2 separate regions of the Homo sapiens genome follow, and region 1 is linked to region 2. The links are chromatin contacts, found by Hi-C or POLR2A ChIA-PET in ENCODE. All regions are on one chromosome and are shown on one strand. Each heading gives the region's core, a stretch centred on a gene start or an enhancer-like site at or near the end of the contact. The rest is flanking DNA. Distances are from core to core; before and after follow the strand shown. Region 1 overlaps LINC02227 (long intergenic non-protein coding RNA 2227). Region 2 has its middle 52 kb from the start of LINC02227.

Region 1 (5,122 bases), core at 140-2,639, 76 kb before region 2:
AACTCTGACCAGGATAGGAACGTGGTGCTTTGCACTTAGGCACTTCCTTAATATACTTACTCTGGTGAAAGTATTAGCTAATTCTGCTTCCAATTTGGGATTTGAAAATAAAAATAAATAGCAGTTGAGAAATAGCCTTTTGTCCTTCCTCCTTCCAATATAGAACATCTACCATACATGAAATGAATCTTAGAAGACTGAAGGAAATAAGAGCTGAGCCCTGCCCTCAGGGGATCTGTTGTAGGGTAGGTATGAAACTATGACATGATGGCAAATGTGATCAGAAAATGAAGGGTGGGGCATATGAGATTTAGGGAGAACTTAGAGGGGAAAGACTGGGCTTCTATGGGGGTGATTAAGAGAGACTTTGAGCTGTCCCGATGAATAAATAAGAAGGTCCCAATAACTTTTTTCTTATATGAAATTATAAAAGTTTTTATTTAAGAAATTAAGAAAATATAAATAAAAGAAGAAAGTGAGGGTCATATTTTACGGCAGATGGTGTTGGTTGATTATCTAATATCTTTTTTCTCCTTCTTAGAAACTCAGCCTTAATTACATTCAGTGCAACAATGTGCTGCTAAAAGACTACATTACCCAGAACCCTTTGCAGCCAGTTATCAATACATTGGCTGTGTAACTAAATTCTGAGCAATTTAAGTTAAAACATTGTGTGGGACTTCCAGGAAGACTCCGTAAGGGAGATGACTTCACTAGGAAGTTTGGCCCTTTTGCCCTTCTCTAGTTTTCCTTCTTGATGGGACATGAAGGTGATGGCTAAATCTCTAGCAGCCATAGTGGACCAGGAAGTGATTTTGATGATGCCTATATGTATTTAGTCAGAATGGACCAGGTTATGCTATAATAACAAACAGTCCCCTAACCTCAATGATATTCTATTTCTACCTCACCTAAATATCCAATAGACTTCAACAAAGAACCTGTGCTAACTAGAGTCACTCCATCACCCAGGCTGATGGCAGCTTTCTCTCAACATGTGCTTTCAAAATCACAATAGTAGGTGGAAGGATGTATAATGGATTGTGCACTGACTCTTAAAGCTTCTGCTTAGAAGTGATTCATGTTACTTCCCTTTATAGTTCACTTTTCCAAAGCAAGTCACATGACACACCAACATTCAAAGGGGAAGGAAGTGAAGTCCTATCATGTTCCCAAAACGAGGGAAGAAAAAGAGTATTAGTGAACATAAATAATGACTTCCATACTATGTGCTATGATGAAGAGCAGGAAGTTAGAATGCACTTGAATTTCTAATGACTTTGTGACTTGCCATCCCAGACTTCTTCTACTTGAGAGAATAAACCCTCCTGTGTTGAAACCATTGTAATTTGGGGTTTTCCATCTCATGGAGCCAAATCCAACTGTAATGAATTTATTTTTCCCCCATCCTTCTGTCATAACCACAAATATTATTTTGATGAATGTACTGGAAAAGAATGTGTATGAGTCTTGGAGTGCCTGCCCTGCTTTCAGCCCCATTTCAGAGAAGCAGCCTCAGCACTTCCTGACCTCTACAATTCCATGTTCTGTCATGCAATCATGCCACCCTGCACACAACTGATTGGATCAAGGCCAAAAGCACCAGTGTATGGGCTGAGTAGCCCACTGGCCATGAAGTAGCCTGGCCTGAGAGGTTTGTCCAGTGCAGGGGCTCTGTATGAGGTGATGACTAAGTGAGTGAATCAGACCCTCTTACTCATATGTGGAATTTGAGACACATACTGGGAAATTAAAAAAAAAAGCTGAGAGGAAAGCAGAAGCTGAGAGAAGTTGCATTATGTGACTGTAACAATATTGCAATTTTGAATTGTGTGTAGGATGTTGTGTTCTCTGTGAGATCTCCATGTTGGTTCCAAGAACTTCCCTGTTTTTCCTTTCTTCTGCGTGGCCTTATAATAAACTCCTTATATATTAGTCTGTTCTCACACGGCTATAAAGAACTGCCTGAGACTGGGTAATTTATAAAGGAAAGTGATTTAATTGACTCACAGTTACCCATGGCTGGGGAAGCCTCAGGAAACTTACAATCATGGGAGAAGGGGAAGCAAACATGTCCTTCTTCACATGGCAGCAGGAGAGAGAAGTGCAGAGTGAAGTGAGGGAAGTCCCTTATAAAACTATCAGATCTCGTGAGAACTCACTTACTATCATGTGAACAGCATAGGGGAAACTGCCCCCATGATTCAGTTATCTCTACCTGGTCCTGTGCTTGACAACGTTGGGATTACTACAATTCAAGGTGAGATTTGGGTGGGGACACAGAACCAAACCATATCACCCTATGACATGATAAAAAATTAGATCCTAACCAACAGTGTGTATCCTTCTCTCATCTGTTTTTATTTATGTTTTATCGATAGATGATTTTTTATAATGGTACTTACTTTTCTCTTTTACTTAGTAGTATATCATGACAATCATTCCATGCCTTTAAACATTCTTTAAAACAACACAAGAACGGGCATGTAGTATTCTATTGTACAACTGCACCTATGTAATCAATCCCCTAATGTTGGACATTTATGTCGTGTCCCATTTTTGTTTGCATATTTGCTTTTGCTTTTATATACAGCAGCAAAGTCAACATTCTTGAAGCTAAATATTTGCATGTATCCATGATTGTTTTTTTCTTAAAGAGAGAAGGTCTTTTTATGTTCTTTGGGCAGGACTTGAACTTATGGCCTCCAGTGATCCTCCTGCCTCAGCCTCTTGAATAGTTGAAATATTTTTATAGGTAGGAATCTGTTAGGCAGATATTGGTGATAAAGGGGACATTTCAGAGCAAGGATATGGCACAAAAAAGCACAAAGTAGTGAAGTTAGGAGAATATAAAGTTTGTCATCAAATAATCAAATTTTGCTAGTGTTGGGTAGGTATAAGAAGACAGTGGCCAAATTATTGATAGACTTGAAAGCCAAGTTAAGGTATAGCCATTAATAAGGGCTGTTTCTGAATATTTGGAAAGAAAACCTGGAGTATTACAAAGTGAGTCTCTTATCCTCTCCAAGGCTGGTGGTAGTGTTAAACAGAGGATCAGTAGAGGTTAACGTGGCCCATTTCACACTATGTGAGCTATAGAAAACAAATACAAAATCCCTTTGTACTTGGTATTGTGCTTTGTAAAAAAAACAAAAACAAAAACATGCACCCTAGGACTTAAAGTATAATAAAAAAGAAGAAGAAGAAGAAGAAAAAAAAACAGAATACAATGAAAAGTCCTGATACTTAGCAGGTAGAGTGACTGGAAAAATTAATGTATGAAAGCTATGAGAACAACATAATTCCATATGAACCTGTGTATCGCTAACACATACCCCCAAATCTGTAAAAAACACATTGTATTTAACAGAATCTAAGATGCCATCAATTGTAAGATGCACCATTATTTTGTGTGGCAATAAGGAAGAAATATTGTTGCCTATTGCAATTGGAAGATGCCAGAAACAGTAAAATGCACCTTGATTTCAGTGTTGCTGGAAAAAAAAAATACTATGCTTTTAAGGAGACTTTATCAGTGTGGGAAGTCTTATGACAAATAATACTCTAAGTCAGGGGTGTTCAATCTTTTGGCTTCCCTGGGCCACACATAAAATACACTAACATTAACAATAGCTGATAAGGTAAAAAAGGAAAATAGCAAAAAAAAAAAAAAAAATCTCATAATGTTTTAAGAAACTTTATGAATTTCATTGGGCCGCATTCAAAGCCCCCATCCTGGGCCACATGTAGTCCCTGGGGCATTGGTTTGACAAGCTTGCTCTAAGTAGAGATAACTATCATAAATTAATACTACTTCTCCATATTGTGTCCACCTTTAAAAATATTTTTTAAATGTATGTACATTGTTTTATTGAATCCCCCAAAAAGCATAGCCAATACAGAACATAAGCTTCCCATTTTTCAGATGAAGAAACTGATGTTAGGTGATTTAAAGAAATAGACTGTCAGAGCTACCACACCTTTCAAGGTCACCTGAGCCCAGCTCTGCATTTTCTGCTGGTGAGGGTGAGACTTAGCTTAGCTATTAACTGTCATTACACAGCTCTTCTGTGAGAGGTAGGCCTGTGCCTGCTTCTGATCTCACATCCCATTTCCTTTCCCCTTCACTACGAGGTCATCCAGCCAGTTAACAGCAGAGTTTGTATGAAGGATCAAGTGGGCTGACTCCAAATTCAGTGTTTTTTCCAATACCCAAGTGGAAAAACTTTCCTTCTTCAAGGACATCTTAGACTTTAATGTGCACAAGAATCACCTCGGGGCTTGTTAAATGCGGAGTTTTCCCATGCCCTACCCCCAGACACTCTAATTCAACTGGCCTGGGGTTAGACCCAGATACATATTTTTAAAATAAACTCCAGGTGATTATGATAAAGATGGCATATAGAGCACGCTTTAAGAAACGCTGTCCGATTTCAATCTTGAAATCGGCTTTGTCCCCTTTTCAAGAGGGCCTGCTCTTTGAAAAGCAGCTTCAGCCCCGCCTTGTTGTAATCCCTTATCAGTTCTATGTGTTTTGCAAATTGCATTTGCTCTTCATTTATGGACAAACCAGGTCAGCACTGCCAGGCCAATAAGAGCTGGATTTTCCCTAGCCTCATGCATCAGTGACATATTTGCCAATCTTGGCCCAGTTCCGACATCCCTGCAATCGGCAATGGTTGATGAGGATGCAGGATACACATGACTCGATTTGCAGAGAGCCGGCTAAGCTTTCAGGGAAGTCAATAAGAAAAATCTCATTTTGATCTGCAGATTGGACTCATTTGATTTGGAAGTCACTGGTGGCAAAAGAAATATGGGTCCAAGGATGTCTCTTCAAGTCCCTCTGTGGCTGTAATCACTCCTAAGAAGCAGTTTTCTCCACCTATCTCCTCCTCCCCTTCTCTGTTCACAAATTCAATGTGTCAGCTGATGGAAAGAGGAGAAAAAAAGTGATAATCACTCTCAGGCTCTCTGATGATTCCTCTATCTCACTCTCCACAGACTATGAAGGGTCAAAACAGCACCACAAACCATTCACCAAAATTATTTGCTACATGGCTCCTAGGAAACCAGTCTTGCCTCTGTGACTTCTCACCCAGGCCTGTGACTTTCAGCTTGA
Region 2 (5,108 bases), core at 765-3,264:
AGATATGAAACAAATGACAAGTGATCCTGGACTTGACAATGACTTAATTTGTGAGCTCTGCCTTCATGGTTCTTTTTACCTTAAGTATCATATACCCGTCAGGGTCAACCAAAGCTTGTGTTTTGAGTGGTCCAATGGCTATGGAAGACATATCCTTTTGACAGTCAGGGATCACCTGCAATTCAACAGTGGTCAGGGATTACCTGCAATTCAGCAGACTCTGGTACAAATGGGAGAGCAAGAGAACATTGAAGATGTGGAGAAAGAGGAGGAAATGGAAGCAGAAGCATTAGCCAAAGAAGTCTAAGTGTAGGGCCATGCCACCAAGAAGCTGTTTGTCCCTGACACTTTCAAAGGCATTAATGCATGCTGAAACTTAGGGAGTTTCCAAGACTGATGACCCTAGTGTGAATACCATGTCAGTTATGACAGCAAAGAAAAGCACCTATACTTCCTCCAGGGAAATTCACTTGGAAAAGAAAGAAGGCTGGGCGCAGTGGCTCATGCCTGTAATCCCAGCACTTTGGGAGGCCAAGGCAGGCAAATCATGAGGTCAGGAGATCGAGACCATCCTGGCTAACAGGGTGAAACCCCATCTCCACTAAAAAATACAAAAAAATTAGCCGGGCGTGGTGGCGGGCACCTGTAGTCCCAGCTACTCAGGAGGCTGAGGTGGAGCTTGCAGTGAGCCAAGATTGCGCCACTGCACTCCAGGCTGGGTGACAGAGCAAGACTCCCATCTCAAAAAAAAAAAAAAAAAAAAAAAATCCTACCCAAGCTCATTGGATTCTTGTTTTAAGAAGCCTCATTCAGTCTAATCCATGATGAAACAATTCCCAGAAACAACTTTTAGAGTATAGCATTTGTGTTCAGTGTTTTATGTTGTAAATACTTGCACAATTATTTTTTTCTGGTCACTTATTTCATATTAGGTTTGGAATTTGTATAGATTAGTGGACTTACTTAGAATAGGCTTTGCTTTCTATGTCAAAGTTGGACTCAAAGTTAGAGGTCCTTATATATAATGTAACGTTTACAATTGCAATGTGTATAGGATACAGTGGGGTGCACCAGCAAGGGGGAGACATGTGGCCCCGGAGATGGACAGGAGGTCGGAAATGGTTCATGATGAGGTGAAGCTTGAAATACTAGTAGGAATTATTCACACAGACAAAAGAAAAAAGGGACAACACTAGCAAAGGAAGTAATGGGCTCAACACCACAAAGCCTATGGTAGTACACCTTCCACCTCTCAAATTACTCCATGACCGGATCATCCTCTACCATCATTCTAGATAGCCATTACCTATCCAGGGTGATTTTAGGTGACTGCGCAAACTTGTGGCGTCAAATAAGACTGAATCTTAAAATGAAAAAGTCATTCTTTTAAAAATTCTCTTTTAATCCTTCTAATTGCAACAAAGAAAAAAGTCTTAGGTTCATGCCACTATGCACATGAATAGCCTTTTTAACAAAGAGGGGGAATATCTCAAGTTTATTTTCCTGTTCCTCAGTTCTCTCATCTGCAAAATGGGGACAACAATAGAGACTAGTTGATAGACTGGTGTCAATTAAATGAAATATTATCTATAAAGCTTTCAGAACAGTATCTGGCACATATTAAAGTCTCAGTAAGTATTTCCTATTATTATTTTTGTTTTTGTTGCTATTGTCTTCCTAGGCAAGCAACATTTATCTGTTTAGAATGTAACAATATGGTTTTGTTTTGAATAAATTCATTTTTATAGTTAATAGTTGCCCTCTAAATTTTGTAACTGATACTGGTTTCTTTTAAAATTAAGAACGTGGACAAGCCAGGCAGAATGGGAATGAACACATTTTGGGAAATATAGCCCCAGATGATTTGTCAGGGTTTCTGCAGCTCTAAATGTCAAAGACTGTACTGATGGAGGAGGGAGGCCCAGAGAGGACAGAAACTTTACCCAAGGTCACGGGGCTCATTAGTGGCAGAGCTAGGAGCAGATCCAAGACCTCCAGATGCTCAGGCTCACGTTCTTCTCTCTGGAACTTGTTCATGGTCCAAAGCCCTGGGACTCTTCTCAGCTGACAGAGCCCTGTATTGGCCTTGACCTGGCAAAAGGTACACAGCCAGGGTTGCAGCTCTACAGAAAGCTCTGTTTACTCCCTCTGACTGCACTGAACCCTGAACCATGTCCTAAAACCAACAGTTGCTTGCTGTAATATTCCTACATTCTTACTGAGCCCTAACACCACGTTCAACACTGGGAATTTGGGTGGGCCCAGAGTGCCTTTAGTATTACTGTTATAATTCAAAACATCCAAATTATTATTTTCTCCATGAGATGAAGCCAGGAGAGTGCTGTTAAGTGGAGAGAAAAGTGTTTGTTACACTAGGCGTTCCAACAAAATGTCCTCCTTTGCTATTAAATCATAGCTTTTCTAAATGAAATGATATTTTGCAAACTTTGGCAGTGACCAAAGTTTGGACATTGTGCAGGGTCCAAACTTTCTCTCTCTCTCTTTCCCATTTTGTGCTTTTTCTCCATGTGGTCCAGAGAACTACTATTTGCTGGCTTTACTTTTCTTGTATGTCTTTCCTTATGACCCAAGTTGTCTACTTTCCCCAAAGACCTCAGATAACTTGATTTTCTACCCACAACTTGTCATTTTAATAAAGAATGAAACGGATAAATAGAGGCTAGAGACTGCAACCCATTACCCAAATGGGTTGTTTCTCAGAATCCCCCTTTCTTTCGAGTTAAGTGTGAATGGCTACATGGAAAGACATGTGCTTGTTACCCTAATGCCCCCAAACAGAAAATTAATGAAGGTCTATGGACATGGGAATTAAATCTGCAAAGGCTGAAGGTGATCAATAAACTCTATGAAAAAATGGCTTCAACCATATAAAACCCTCTACTGGACTCTTTTGTTCAGTCCTGTTTCCTGTGTGAACTGTACTAATGGGTACCTACCCATTTCCTAATCACCTCCACTGCCACCGAGAAGCTGTTAGTGGAATTGGCATTCTCAGGTCCCATCTTCTCTTTCATTTCTTGGTCTTCACTGACATGGCCTGAACAATTCAAGAGCGTGGCTTCCACATCCTTAGCTCCACTTTTGGAGCTCAAAGCAGGATTCAGAGCCGAGGAAACCCATTGACAGGCCTGGGGCATGCATGAGCCTGCAGCTGGGCTGCTGTTCTTCTACAAGACCCGGGGGACATGGAGTAGTATTGAGATTGCAAATCAGAAAAACTCTTCCTGCAGCCTGGCTTACATTGAGGAAAATTCCTGCTGGTGCATCGAAAGACAGGAGTCTGCTCCCCTGCTCACTGACCACAGAGCACACCCCATGCCTCTGCTCTCAGTATCCTTGGGCAGTGTCTCTCAGTAGGCTTGCCTGTATCTCTCTTGGGCGTCTTGGGCCCCCTTTCTCCCTTTCTTGCCAAATCTCCTTCCTTAAGCAGTTATCTAGGCCTGTAACGTAACTTTGAAATGTTTCAACTAAGAGTTCAGGGCACAGAAATGGTAAATGAGAGCAACTCCCTGTTTCCTGAGAATGGGAGCTTCTCATTATTCGAGTATCTTGGTATTTATGCATTCATTCATTCATTCATTCATTCATTCGTTGATTTAACAAATATTTATTAAGACTAGTACAAAGCACCATTCTAGGAACTAATTGTGAACGAGACAGGCAAGAATCTTGCCCTTATGGAACTTATATTCCTGGGATCAGGTCTGGCTTCATAATTTGTGAGGCCAGTGTAAATGAAAATGCAGAGCCTTTGTTAAAAAATAATTAAGATTTTTCATGACAGTAACAGCAGAGCATTAAGTGAGGCATGGGGGCCTTTTAAGTGTGGGGCTCAGTGCAACTTGTTCAGGTTACACACCCATGAAGCTGGCCCTGGTAGGGGTGACTGGAAAGTAAACATGCATGTCTCTGATGGATGAGCAGTCCAAAGGATGAGACCCAATTCATTGACTTCCTACAGGACTGACAACAGTTGGATTGTTCTTTAATGATTCAGAAATCAAGACAGAATTTTTCTGGGTCTCAGGTCATCATTAAATATAGTTTGTTGTTGCATAATTAAAGAATTGGCTTTGTGAGCTCTGAGTAACAGGATGATGGCTTATGGAGAGTCAGTGTGTTTGGAATAATAAGCCCAAGAAAATGATACTTTTGAAGATTAAAACGAGTAGAGTTACTTCTCATGATTGCTTCCCACAAACTCCTGAAAATCCTCTAAATACTCAAACAAATAAAACTAAGCATGCTACCTGAATACAGAAACTGTTACAGCTGCAGATATAAATTATTCTGGTAGTGCAGGATAACCTGTTTTAAGGGAACCCAGTGGACTACCAGTGCAATGAATAGGTTTAGAGGTTAATTTCTCAGACAATTCATGTAAATTCTGAATGTGATTTTGAATGCAGTGTTGGCAGGTATTTGCGAACGGCTGGCTATTCCACAGGTTCCCAAATTTCAGTCCCTAAGCTTGGCCAGTCCCTTCCTTTACCCCTGTTCAAATGTCTCTTTTCCATCCAAAAGTAACGAAAAGAGAGCCAAGGATCTGACAGTGGATTCTGTTAACTTCATTGTTGAAAAAAAAAAAAATACCAAGAACATGATTCTGACTTTCAAGCCCAACTGACAAGGAGGGAAACTCTAGTGAATGTGCTGGCATACACGTACTGGACTTTTATGAAAATTAAAAACAATCCTGTGGCCTTTGGAAATGAAAGCCAATTGAGTAATAGCACTGTGTAGGAAAGATTTTGTTCTCAAGGTGAGTATTTCACAACTGGGGCCGTTCGGGGGCCCATGTGTTTCACAAGTGATGTGTGTCATCATCATTAACTAGTCTGGTGTATAGAAAGATCACTGAATGGAAACATGGGTTTTTATTCCTATCTCTGCCGTGAAGTCAGGTTCCTAGCTCTCTCAGTTTTTCATCTGTAGAATGGGGGAGATAATAGCCCATCACTAAGAGTTATTGTGAGATTCAAATTAGCAACATATATAAAAGTCTTTGTAAACTGCATGTTGTTTTACAAATATTGGGTTTATTATTACTCTAATTGCCATTTTATTTATTTCTGTTTTCCAAGGTG

Evidence for each region. A loop is a pair of places that touch in the nucleus more often than their neighbours do. ChIA-PET counts read pairs that join two places held with the same protein, here RNA polymerase II (POLR2A). Pooled maps may share reads with other maps.
Region 1: a map of MCF 10A shows a loop between it and region 2 (6-fold over the local background). The contact joins two enhancer-like sites. A Hi-C loop is called at or near these places in 5 of 168 maps with a recorded cell type or tissue (CD14-positive monocyte, MCF 10A, endothelial cell of umbilical vein and 2 more) and 4 of 50 pooled maps. POLR2A ChIA-PET finds 5 or more read pairs at or near these places in 3 of 52 experiments (AG04450, CD4-positive, alpha-beta T cell and MCF 10A).

The regions. Positions count from the first base shown.
Region 1 is chr5:158,383,627-158,388,748 of GRCh38, forward strand. The region is part of intron 1 of LINC02227 (long intergenic non-protein coding RNA 2227); the gene reads right to left. Among named protein-coding and RNA genes, the nearest start is that of LINC02227, 24 kb to the right of the region's middle. Within about 2 kb of position 1,390, at least 5 of the 41 ENCODE cell types and tissues checked have a DNase peak (open chromatin) inside an H3K27ac peak, as active enhancers do.
Region 2 is chr5:158,459,362-158,464,469 of GRCh38, forward strand. No RefSeq gene overlaps it. Among named protein-coding and RNA genes, the nearest start is that of LINC02227, 52 kb to the left of the region's middle. Within about 2 kb of position 2,015, at least 9 of the 41 ENCODE cell types and tissues checked have a DNase peak (open chromatin) inside an H3K27ac peak, as active enhancers do.